Regions from separate parts of the Homo sapiens genome. Here regions 1 and 2 are each linked to region 3. A link is a contact called in ENCODE Hi-C or POLR2A ChIA-PET data. All regions are on one chromosome and are shown on one strand. Each heading gives the region's core, a stretch centred on a gene start or an enhancer-like site at or near the end of the contact. The rest is flanking DNA. Distances are from core to core; before and after follow the strand shown.

Evidence for each region. A loop is a pair of places that touch in the nucleus more often than their neighbours do. ChIA-PET counts read pairs that join two places held with the same protein, here RNA polymerase II (POLR2A). Pooled maps may share reads with other maps.
Region 1: a map of uterus shows a loop between it and region 3 (2.0-fold over the local background). The contact joins two enhancer-like sites. A Hi-C loop is called at or near these places in 3 of 168 maps with a recorded cell type or tissue (heart left ventricle, posterior vena cava and uterus), 1 of 37 single-sample maps with no recorded cell type and 10 of 50 pooled maps. POLR2A ChIA-PET finds 5 or more read pairs at or near these places in 2 of 52 experiments (MCF 10A and OCI-LY7).
Region 2: a loop to region 3 is called in a map of heart right ventricle, with 7 times the contacts of the local background. The contact joins the promoter of LINC01117 here to the enhancer-like site in region 3. A Hi-C loop is called at or near these places in 55 of 168 maps with a recorded cell type or tissue (A673, B cell, Calu3 and 37 more), 15 of 37 single-sample maps with no recorded cell type and 39 of 50 pooled maps. POLR2A ChIA-PET finds 5 or more read pairs at or near these places in 7 of 52 experiments (A549, GM12878, HCT116 and 4 more).

The regions. Positions count from the first base shown.
Region 1 is chr2:176,471,047-176,474,695 of GRCh38, reverse strand. No RefSeq gene overlaps it. Among named protein-coding and RNA genes, the nearest start is that of NRAL, 35 kb to the left of the region's middle. RefSeq lists enhancers at 1,149-1,218, 1,309-1,418. Within about 2 kb of position 1,334, at least 3 of the 41 ENCODE cell types and tissues checked have a DNase peak (open chromatin) inside an H3K27ac peak, as active enhancers do; they include uterus, where a contact is called at or near this core.
Region 2 is chr2:176,635,413-176,639,394 of GRCh38, reverse strand. LINC01117 (long intergenic non-protein coding RNA 1117) reads right to left here and starts at 1,641. Exons shown (of 4, transcript NR_110599.1): 1 at 1,387-1,641. LINC01116 (long intergenic non-protein coding RNA 1116) reads left to right here and starts at 1,786. Exons shown (of 5, transcript NR_188023.1): 1 at 1,786-1,933. RefSeq lists an enhancer at 452-966 and a silencer at 1,127-1,176.
Region 3 is chr2:176,551,523-176,555,475 of GRCh38, reverse strand. No RefSeq gene overlaps it. Among named protein-coding and RNA genes, the nearest start is that of NRAL, 46 kb to the right of the region's middle. RefSeq lists an enhancer at 701-995. Within about 2 kb of position 1,660, at least 25 of the 41 ENCODE cell types and tissues checked have a DNase peak (open chromatin) inside an H3K27ac peak, as active enhancers do; they include A673, HCT116, Panc1 and 17 more, where a contact is called at or near this core.

The DNA of each region.
Region 1 (3,649 bases), core at 85-2,584, 80 kb after region 3:
GCTCAAAACCTCACAATGCTGCAACCCACTCAGAGTAAAAACCAAACCTCTCAATAGCAAGAGGCCTCCCATGACATACACCCAATGCCATGCTGTCAACCCATGCCCCTGAGCTCCCACCAAGGTACCAAGATTCCACCCTCCTTGCTGCACCTCCAGCATGGCAGTCATGCTCCTTCCTACGGTTTCCTCTCCTAGAATGTTCTTCCGCATGTCCCGATGGCTTGTCGCCCTTGCTTCATTCAAGTCTCTGCTCAGACAAATATCTGCTTTATCAGTGAAGCCTCCTCCAGCCAGTCTATACACAAAATAAGAAATTCCCTTCCCTTGCTGCTCGTTTGCTTTAGGTCCCCTACCCTGCTTCATTTTCCTGCCTAACATTTATCACTCTCTGACATGCACATTTTTGTCCAGATTTTAGAAATATCTATATTCTTAACTTATTAACATTGTTTATAGTGGGTCTCCCCATGCTAGAATGTGAGCTCCATGAAGGTAAGAACTTTGTCTTGTTCTCCACTGTGTCCCCATTGCCCACGTCAAATTAGCATCTCAGTAAGGATTTGTTAGATGATAAATGAATGACTTAAACGATTCTAAACAGAAGGGGAATAGAATCAGATGGCAGCATTGTTGAGAACAGATTAAAGAAGAGCTAAACCAAGGAGGCCAAGTAGCAGGTCACTTAGTTAAACCAATCCCAATCCGGGCCTGAGCTAATGATGGGGCAGAGGGGAGGGTCGGCGGGATGGAGGGAGGGCAAGAGGTATTGACGAGCTTAACTCTACAAATCTTGGAACTGACTGAATGCAGAGGTGAGTGAGTGAGTGAAGTGGGGAGGACTGCTGGTTTGCAGGAGCGAAACAGAGGGGCATCGTTCACTGAGTTCCACTAGGACAGGCTAGGAGGAGGATGGTTGGGGGCGGGGGTCAGAGGAAGAGGAGGGGTTGAGATTTCCACCTGGTGACCTCTGCTCACAGTGTGAAATAGATTTTTTAAAGTTTGCTGAAAATAAGGGAGGTGTAATGAAACAAGAAAAAAACTACTGTGAAGGCTAAATGAGAAAGCTCCTAAGTGCTACATTAAAGGACAGACATCAAGGGCAGCCTTGAAAAGAGAAAAGTCTCACTGCCAAGTCTTGGGCTTGGGTGTGAATCCAGCATGTGGTGAATACAGGCTGACCTGGGGAAGGATCCAGGCCTGCGCTTATATCTCACCTCGGGAAACTGACTCCACCTTGTTGAGCCTCACTTTTTGTACGAAAAGGGATGAGCAGGTTCTAGCATGCCCAGCCAAGGTGCAGCTGAAATAAGATTAACATGCCTGAAACTGGCACAGAGCCTGGGCCTGGTGGATCCAGACTGTGTGGGGCTCAGAGTGCTTACAATTTGGAGAGCACTGTCTAAAGACTAGAAGAGAAAGTGAAAGTGAATGCGTACTTAGAAAGAGAAAAGGAATCACCATAAATTACATATTTTTAAGCTGCCAAATGCCATATGCATCACAAAATACAGAAAAATAACCCAATATTTTTATTAATAGCCTGATGAACCTCCATAATATTTTTCCCATATTTGGCTGCACAGTCTTTATCACTTCTTTATATGACAATGATTTTGTAATATGATTTTTATAGAGAGAATAAAAAGATAATTTAGCCTTTGCTCTACTTCAATTGAACAAAACTTGTTTTATATTATTGATAGCTGGATGCATTAAGCATTAAACACAGCCATATTTCTGTTTATAATATGGCTACGGGTTTGTACCCTAAAAATACAAGAATTGTGATCCATTCTATTTCTCACATTTTTCTCACGTTTTTCTCACACCAAGAAAAATGTATGGTGGGTTTATACACGGCGATTTGTGTTTCATTATTAAGTATATTCCTGACAGAAAAGAGCTTCCGTTTTCACCAGTCATTGATGACACCAGATTCTGCCTCTGTACATTTCAAATCTTGTGTCTCCCTCATCGGTCACCTATTTCTGATGCTGATGCCAGGCCCTGTAGAGCGTGTTGCTGTTGTGATACAACGCCTGGGCTCTGAGTTTTGTCCCCCATGCTGGGTGTCAGCCGGTGGACAGTACATGTATTCTGGGAAGCTGTCTCTACACTGGGATGGTTAGCAAGAACATAACTGGGCATGAAGTGACTGCAGACCAGGAAACCAAAACCAAATGTTGTCCCAACCCAATTTCCCTTAACGAGGTCCCCAAAATACTAGTGGCCATCTTTAAACACACCCACTACTCAATACTAAAGGAAGTACCTATCAAAAGGGGAAGTAGGAGCAAACAAAAACAGTGATCATAACTAACTGCACTTAAATATCTTATTTTTCCAAACTTTACAAAACACGTGGCCATGTGAACATATTACTTAGGTGCTACAGGGTCTTGGAAAGGATCTGTGCAAATGTGGGCCCTAAAGCTCAAGGTTCATTAGCCTCATGGTAAACCTGCATCTAGTTGTAACCATAACAGGCATTCAACAAATCAGCGTCCCCTCTTCCTCTCCCATAAGCTGTTCTGTCACAGTGCCTTCCAGGACTCCTGTGCCCAGCACCCAGCACACAGCTGTGCCTGCAGGTGTGCTCAGCCAGTATTGATAGCCACTGGATTTTATTTACCATGCTCAACTGACTTAACTACACTTTGGATGGGTGTTTATTTGGAGTAGGTTGATTTTCTTAAAAATAGGTTTGATATTTGTAATACTTTATCTGGAATTATTTCTTAAAACGTAGTCTAAAATAACCATAGTCATTGAATAAAAGAGTTGGGGGCTGGATTTTGAAATCTAAATATACCCCATGAGAATAATGCTGTCATAATACATTCAACTAACATTTCATTTACATCAATGGCATATAGACACAAAGAAACTTGTGAATCTTGGCCAAAATCCGCTGTCTTCACTAAAGTGTGTTGGGTTTAGATTATAATTTTCCCCCACAAGACAAAACATAGAAAGAGAGAGGGACAGAGGAAGGAAGGAAGGAAGGAAAAGGAAGAGCTTCTCCACAACCATTTATTATACCTTTGAAACAATTTTTTCCTCAAAAAACAAAATGTGTTTCTGCAACCTCTTCTATCTAGAGTGTAGAAGTAAACGGCAATCTTTTCCAGGGGCTTGAATACTCTTTGTTCTAAGCAAGATTCTAATAAATGCACACAATTTATAAGTGAGACTTTAAGGACCATCTCCCAGATTTTAAAGGAATCCAGGATTTAATAGCAATCAACAGAATCAAGGCAAAGTGAAACTATTACAGCTGAACACACTGGAAAAGTGGAGTTTGAATTGATGCTGCATATTATTCATTTTGACAAGTGCAAACTCACATTGAAGATAGCAGGAGTAGAGACGGGGATTGCAAGGAAGGGTAATACAAATGTATTATTAACACAGAAACAAATCTGACTTTAAACCTGGTGCGCCTCTTGTTTAGTAAGAATAATAATAAGGTCTTGAATTCTCATTGTACTTTGCATCAAAAATGATCAAAAAACTCCCAAATTTTTGTGAGAAATATGGTATCTACATTAGTTATATCTTCCAGAGGAAGCCAATTACCAAATTAAATGTGGGCACGTTGTGGGTAGATGCAGATAGGAAATGTCAAAAATGCACTCAGACACTG
Region 2 (3,982 bases), core at 392-2,891, 84 kb before region 3:
CAGTGTACTGTGGCTCTCTGGCACAAGGCAGAAAGCCGAGTCCTTAAGTCACTATTCCCCGGTTTCGCAAAACAAAATAAAACCAAAAAGCAACAGCAAAAGGTGTTTGGCAGGTGGGAAAGGGCCTTAAAACACCTTGTGCCCTCCTGGGTCCCTCCCAATGCCTTCAGTGTGGGCTGTGGAAACAACACCGCTCAACACCAAAGTCACCATCGGCAGTTTAAATGCCACAAAAGTACACTTAGAAATGAGAAGAAAGTGGGGCCGGGCGCGGTGACTGACATGGATATGTACAGCCAACCCCACTGCCACTAGAACAGTCTTAAATGCCCACACAAGGAGTATAAAAAGAAAAGCACATTTTGCAATAGAATAAATTCTTTTTTTTTTTTTTTTTTTTTTTTTTTATTGAGACCGCGGAAAGTCACATGACCCTGCATGTAGCCTTTTAGGAAAGCAACCGAAATGGTAAAGCCAGGAGCCGGGGCTGCCTGCTTCCTCCTGCAGCCTTTCAGCCCGTCCTGTCGCGCGTCCACATTCTTCTGGGCGCATCTGTGGAGCTATTAAGTGGGATAATCCCTCTGGCCTTTGATACATTTCTGGACATGATTATTTCATTACTCGCAGTATATCAGTAGGATCATAATAAAAAGGACTTCTGACAACCTGCCAAGAGTTTTGTGGCCTTGTAAACACAAAAGTGCTCTAATAAAATTTTATTAAGTGTTAAAAAGTCATAAAAAGTGAAATAACATAAACTACAAAATTTACTGTCCTCAGCAAATCCTGAAAATATCTTCCACAGTAAAATTAAATTAGCATGTAATAGACAGAGAAGCAGTGTGGAGTGGATTTAAAAGAGGATCCAGGGAAAATGACACTGTAACCCAATCAGGGTCACGGGGATTTAATTCGGATTTTCCCCCTTAAATGTGGATAAATGTGCTGATTACAGACGAGAGCTCCGGGGTTACTGGAGTCTCACACATTGTCAATACTTCGGAAGAAATAATATATTGCAGATTGTAACGAGCACGGGGAGCCAGCGAAAGGCAGGGCGTCCACTAGGGCGCGCTGAGAGACCGGGAATCCCCGCAAGGGCGCCCGCGCCGCCCGCCACCCGCCGCCGCGCGCACGCCGCGCCCTCGCCCACCTCCAAATAATATTTACAGTTAGGGTTTTTTTTTTTTTTTTTTTTTTTTTTTTTGCTCTCGCCCGTGACATTTTCTCCAAATCGGAAGAAAATCAAGTGTATGTCGAGCTTTGCCGCAGGCAGCCCTTGGTCTCCGCTTTCAGATTCGGGGTCCGGGAGCGGAGCGCCCTGCCCGCGGCGGTGCTAAACTCTGGGGCCAGGGTGTGGCCCTCAGCGAGCGCCCTGGGACTGGCCGCCCCGCCGAAGGATGCCGAGGATCGGGCAAGGCCGGCGTCCGGTCTGCGCGGGGCGCGGGTGCTCTCCGAAGGCCGCGAGCCACGGGCCTCGCTGCGGGTTCAAGTGCGTCCGGGTTTGGACGTCGCGGCTCCAGGAGTGTGCTCTCTCTCCTGCCCATCCCCTCCCCGGAGTTCAGCGCATCCGGGGCCCCGGGGACCCCTCTTCCCGGCCCTCCTGGCCGCGCTGGCCCGCCCGCATGGGGCCGAGGTTCCTGGCCGACGCGCGAGGGCGCGGGCGGGTACCGGGTTCCCGTTTTTCCCAGGCCCCGATCCCCGCCCACGCACGAGGCCCCCGGCCCACGCACGAGGCGCCCACGCCCATCGTGGAGGCTCCGCCTGGAAAAGAAGTCCGACTTCCTCTCCAAGCTGCTCCGAGGGGAATGGGGAATCGGCAGGAAATGACCCGAACTGCCAGCCTGCGCCTTTGCAGCCGGCCCTCGCTTTGCTGAAGACGAGCAGCTCCCACCAAAGTCTTGCCTCCCCTTACCCCGAAAGCCCCGCTCAGGTTTGTAAAGAGGGGTGCGAGATCTGAAAAGTATTTGTCTTCTAGGGAGAGAGATGTTGGTAAGGGGCCCAGAGAAAGACGGGTCCTTTTTAGCTCATCAACGCGCCACGTCTTGCTTTGCAGCTCCAAAATGATGCCAGCGCTGCTGTCCGAAGGGTCAATATTAATGCGTTAAGTGAAATGGGAAATAAATGGACAGTGGCACATTTCGTGGCATCATTTTTACAAGGGGATGTCGAAAGTTTTAAGCTGCATTTAAGAATTAGCCACATCTTGCCTGAAAGTTAATATTTTTTGATAAACTCGTTAATAAAGCCTAGAAGAGGTAAGTTAAAGTTAGTTACCACGTAGATCCTCCAGTCTCTTGTAGAGACTTGCGCAGGTTACTAGGATGAGGACGAGTTGTATTTTTAATTTTCTAGACTAAGTGCAAAGGCATTGAGTTTTGAGGTGGCAGGGTTAATGTTCAAGGGCAAATGGAACCGCCAAGGATCTCTTGAAAAGAATTCACTTACTATTAATACTTAAGCCTGAAATAATTATAATTAATTTACAGTGGGAATTATATGCCCATGTTTTAGACTTTTTTGTTATATTAGCTATATGAAAAGGGATGTTCTTTAGTGATTAAAAGAAAAAACCACCTGTTTATTGTCATTTGCAATTTGAAATAGCCGACAGCAGTAAGGCTAGCTACAAAAGCTAACAAGTCAACTTCAGTGTGGTTTGACATTTACTGTCAAAGCTTTGAGCTCTAAGAAAAACAGAATTTAAAATAATGTATATAAATAATAAAATTTCATTGTGACTCAATGTCCCTGCCCCTGGAGAAGGGACAGATGACACTCAGTGACTGGCTTGGAACCATTCCCCCTGCAGATGCATTTGCGGATACAGTGGGCCAGGGCTGCCTCTGAGTATGTACAGCAAGTGCTTATGGACTTACAGAAACAAATGTTTTACTATTTAGGATTTTCTCAATAGTTTACACTAAAAGTTTTGCATGTAGAAATGTGGGATAAATATTTCTTTGAAAGGAAAAGTTTCGAAAGGAAACTTTATACTTGTATTTTTTTGTGTGTTCACATTTCTAAGTTCATCTGTCTTTCAAAAAACAGATTTTCATAAATATTAAAATATTGCAAGTATTATTTTTAATTCTTTTGAGTGCCATGTTTGCTGTAAGTAGTTTTTTCTTTTAAGTAAGATTAATATAATCCTGTCTAAGGAGTTTAATAGAGAGAACAGGATTTCCAAGCCTATAAATGCAGTCTATATAAAATAGTGGGATCAAAGTTTTTTGTTAAGAAACTTGAGAATTTATACATTTTAAATGAAGATAGAAGCACGTTTTAAAAGTAGTTTTTCCACACCATTTCCCTCCCCCCAAAAGAATTCAGAAACTATATTCCATAGTCTAAAAATGGCATAATCAGATGTAAAAATTATTACCATAATATATAGTTTTCTCAAGATGGTGGATACTTTTTAATATATTATGAAGAGTTATATTCTCAGCCCACTGTGTGTTTGAGGGAATGGAAAAGACAAGATGTTTCTAAACATATTTTACTACTGAAATCCATAAGACTATTAAGCTGTGCAGGTAATTGTGTTCTAAGTGGTAGAAGTATTTTTCCAACTGCTTTTTAAACTTTGAAAAATTTATATGTATTTTAATTAGCACTTTTCTTTTAAAGGTTCCAAATATTTAGCTATATCAGCTATGTGATAAAAATTATTGGAATTTGTTCCCTACTACTTTCTGCATAAACAATTGAGAAATATTTTATACTAATCTTTTTATATACAGGGGATAAATTTGAACATGTGTCTTGTTGGTGTAATAAACAATCCAAATTCATTTCTTTCTTGAAAACTTGGCATCGATCTTCATCTTATTTTTTATGCACACAATTTGGACATGCCAGTTTGTAGGCAAGTTTTAAGACAGTGCAAGTTTTATGTGGAAGAATGTATATTAAGGAATGAATAGCTAATAGCCAAAATTAAATCAGGAGGTGTGGCATTCACTCCTTTGGATGATTA
Region 3 (3,953 bases), core at 411-2,910:
AGTGGTGGTTCATGCATCTACACGTGATAAATTGCATAGAACTATGCACACATACAAATGCATACAAGTAAACGGGTGAAATCTACATAAATTCCACAAATTGTACCAATGTCAATTTCCTGGTTTTGACGTTGTATCACAGTTATGTAAGATGTTACCATTGTGGGAAACTGGGTGAAGGGTACACAGGGCTTTTCTGTACTATTTTGTAATTTCTTGTGACTCTATAATTATTTAAAAATTAAAAGAAGATTCAAGGTTTTTCTTTTTTAACCACTAAAAGATTTCATTAAAAATATAAATGTTTTTGCTTCCTCACTTACCGAAAAAAAAATTCTTAAAATAAAAATTTTCACCTGTTTCTGGAGACTACATCACTAAAGTGGAAACCATTTTTTGCCAGTAAATGTGGTTCCAAGAATTTGAGACGGATTATGCAAATGACTGATTTGTACTATCATACATTTTTAAATACTTTAAACATAACAATTATAGGTGTTGAAACTTAAAACATTGATGAACAGCTGTTAACTTTTAAAATTATAATAAAATTAAAGTGGCCATCATTAAAGAAAGGAAAACCAAGCACTCGTCTATAGAAACTATTTTTTAAGATACAAAGCTCCAATATGTTCTTAAGAAAAAAAATGCACTTGCCTCTTCTCCCAAGTAATATATTTTAGCTTCTCATTATGAATAATCCATCTTTCTCTATGTTCATGGAAGGAGTAAAGCTCAGTCTTTATTTGCTTCTACAGGAAATTTTATTTTCTGTAGAAAGCTAGTCAATTCAGAATAAAGGGACTAATTTATATTTGACCACTAGGTGTCACTGTTGATGGTGGCGTGGGCGATAAGGAGGGGGAGGGGAATTGAAAGCAAGCTCAGGGGATTTGGGGGGTTGAGTTTGTTGTTGCTGTTGTTTTTAAACATAAAATGCTCACATCATTGCCATTCTCCCTCTCTAGGTACGGCAGGGTGGTAGGAAGGAAAGAGAGAAGTATGAAGACACAGCTTTGGCAGTGTTTCCGTAATGACTGGCCCTCAGACCACCCTAGCAGATTGCTGACTGCCGAGCCACAATCCCAACAGAAATTGACTCTTCAAGTCCATTTTAATCATTCCCTAACCACCTCGCGGGAAAACAGAAAAACGTCAATGACTCCACGTTGGGAAAGCGAGGCTCTCCTCGGCCATGCCTGCCTAGTGCTGAAGAAATCAGATGAATAATTTATATCACAAAGCAGTGTGCAGGGTCAGCTCGTGTGTGAAGGGGCTCTGAGTGAGGAGCTCTGGGCGCACGTCAGAAACATCATCTATGAGGCCAATAAACAAATCCAGGCGGAAGAGCCTCAGGAAGTGGAATGGGAATTTTTTGTCAGCAAAGATCAGTGAAGTCCAATTTAATTCTGGACTTGGCTGTATGAAATGGGAACGTTTTCAAAGCCCGTGGAAAATCAAACAATGAAAAAGAGATTTTCCTGATGTACTTGGCACAGACTCCAAGGATAGCAAGACGGGCAGTGCTGCCTGGACCCCGGAGGGAGATCGTCCTTATCTTCAGAACAGCCAGGGCCCGATGCCGAGCCTCACGGTCAGGGGTCGGTTCCCGTACCCAGTAGCATACCCAGGATCTGCAGGCGGGGCGGGGCTCGCTGGCAAAGCCCTGCAGAGGAGGCTGCCGTGTGCCCGTGCTATTTCAATCAAGCGTCTCTAGCTGGAGCTCTTATTCTTTCACTTTCCTAAGGGGGAGAAAGTTAAAGAAAACTAGGGAGTTGGAGTGGAAGGGAGTTTTGAGGAGAGAGCCTAAACAAGGGGTACTAACCCCCTTGTAAGCATCTAGAGGAGAATTTTAAAAAATGGAGGAAGGAGTTGAAATACATGGCCCAAAAGTTTTCATATTTGAAAATAGTTCCTTGCTCACTTATGTTATAAACTATTGCATCAAATGACCATTTCTAACCATTGTCTCATCAAATGAGACATTTCTCAGGGCAGGATTAGTAGTTTATACTTAACCACAATCATTGGAGGCAAGTTAGTGGGATAATCATGTAATAAATTAAAAAAATAAAAAACAGAAAAAGAGGTAAGCAACGAACATCGAGTGCCAACTACACGTCAGGTATTATCCTCAGTGTTTTCTGTGCATCAACTCATTTAATCTTCAAACAACGCTACAAAGCAGGCACTCATATTATTCCTATTAGAGATGAGAAAATGGAGAGAGAGAGAGGAGGTCAAATGGCTTGCCCACGGTCGCAGAGCCTGTAAGCGGCAGACTACCTCCAAGTCACTCAGCAGCAAACATAGGTCTAGAACTCAGAGCTCTGACCCTTACCACCCAGGCTCTCCTTATGGATCTTTTACCATCTTGTGCCCTGTGAAATGTCTACCAAGTTCAGATCCTAACCACTGAGAGCCATAAAATGTATGCACAACAGAATTTCTCTACTTGCTACATTCTGACAAAGTACTACACCAAAAGATGGAATGCAAACTAGGCTGTGAGGCCAGCCCTTGACAGGCATGCCTTTTGTGGCTCACAGCTTCAACTACTACCTCAGGCAAGCCCTTGAGACATCTCTCTGGACCAACTTCTCTTCATATAGCCACTTAGTCTCTGGTCAGAGTCAACTAGCTATATGAGACTATAGATCAAACATTCATTGTGATTTACACGAAATTAATTTCCAGAAAGTGTAAGTAATGGTACTTTGTATGAAAACACATATTTTCCAGGAATTTTTTATTGCCCATGACACACACACTAAGATTTTGCCAAAATAAGTTCAAGCCAGTTGTGTAACTGTACTCAAAATAGCTGAGGCTACATAAAATGTCTTTTGGGCACTGACTCAGGGGGAAAAAAAACAAATGTGCTCCTTAATAACCCTGGTAGCTGTACTGACTCTAACAGATAATTTTCTAGTCCAGCAACAGTATTGCAGTTTGTCATTAATAGATGTGAGGAATTTCTTTAGTTGGAATGAAGCCACAATTAGTAGATGTCCTTTACCCCTACACCTGCACCGCCCCTCCCCCTCCCCCCAAAAAGAAGCAGCCTCTGGAAATAAACCCAGAGGAAGTATTCACTCTGGAAAATAAATGCGAGTATCAAAGTACAGTCAAAGTTTTTGTGGAGGTTCTTATTGTATTTCTTTTAGGATAGACACTAAGCATGAACAATGGGATGATCTGTCAGACTTATCATTCCTGTTGCACTTCCAATGAGCCAGGATTATTTCCCTACCAATGATTTGCCTAGTGCATTAGGTAGGGCTTTCTAGAGAAACAAAACCAGTAGGATATATGTATAGTGTGTGTATATATATATATATGATGGGAATTGGCTCATGAAATTATGCAGACCCAGAAGACCCGTGATATGCCATCTGCAAGCTGGAAAACAAGGAAAGCCAGTGCTGTAATTAATTCTGAGTCCTAAGATGTCACTGAGGGATGGGGAATGGGAGGCACTTGTGTGAGTTTGAAGGCCCCATAACCAGGAGTTTGATGTCCAAGGGCAGGAGAAGATGGATGTTTCAGCTCAAAGAGAGAGAGGGAATTCATCCTTCCTCCATCTTTTTCTTCTATCTGGGCCCTCAAGAGATGGGACAATGCCAGCGCATATTGGTAAGGGTGAATCTTCTTTGCTCAGTCTACTGATTCAAATGCTAATCTCTTCTGGAAACACTCTCACAGACATACCCAGAAATAATGTTTTACCAGCTACCCAGGCACCCCTTAACCCAGTCAAGTTGACACATAAAATTAGCCATCACAACGAGGAAGTAAGGTTCACAACCAGAATTAAAAGGACTTTAGAATTAAACTGTCTTCAAGTGGCCAAAGAAACTTAACTTTCAAACTTCCCCTAAATTCTGATAAACTTTTGAAAAACGTTTTCTCTTTTATTTTGCCACATACATATCCAGATGCCAACACCACAC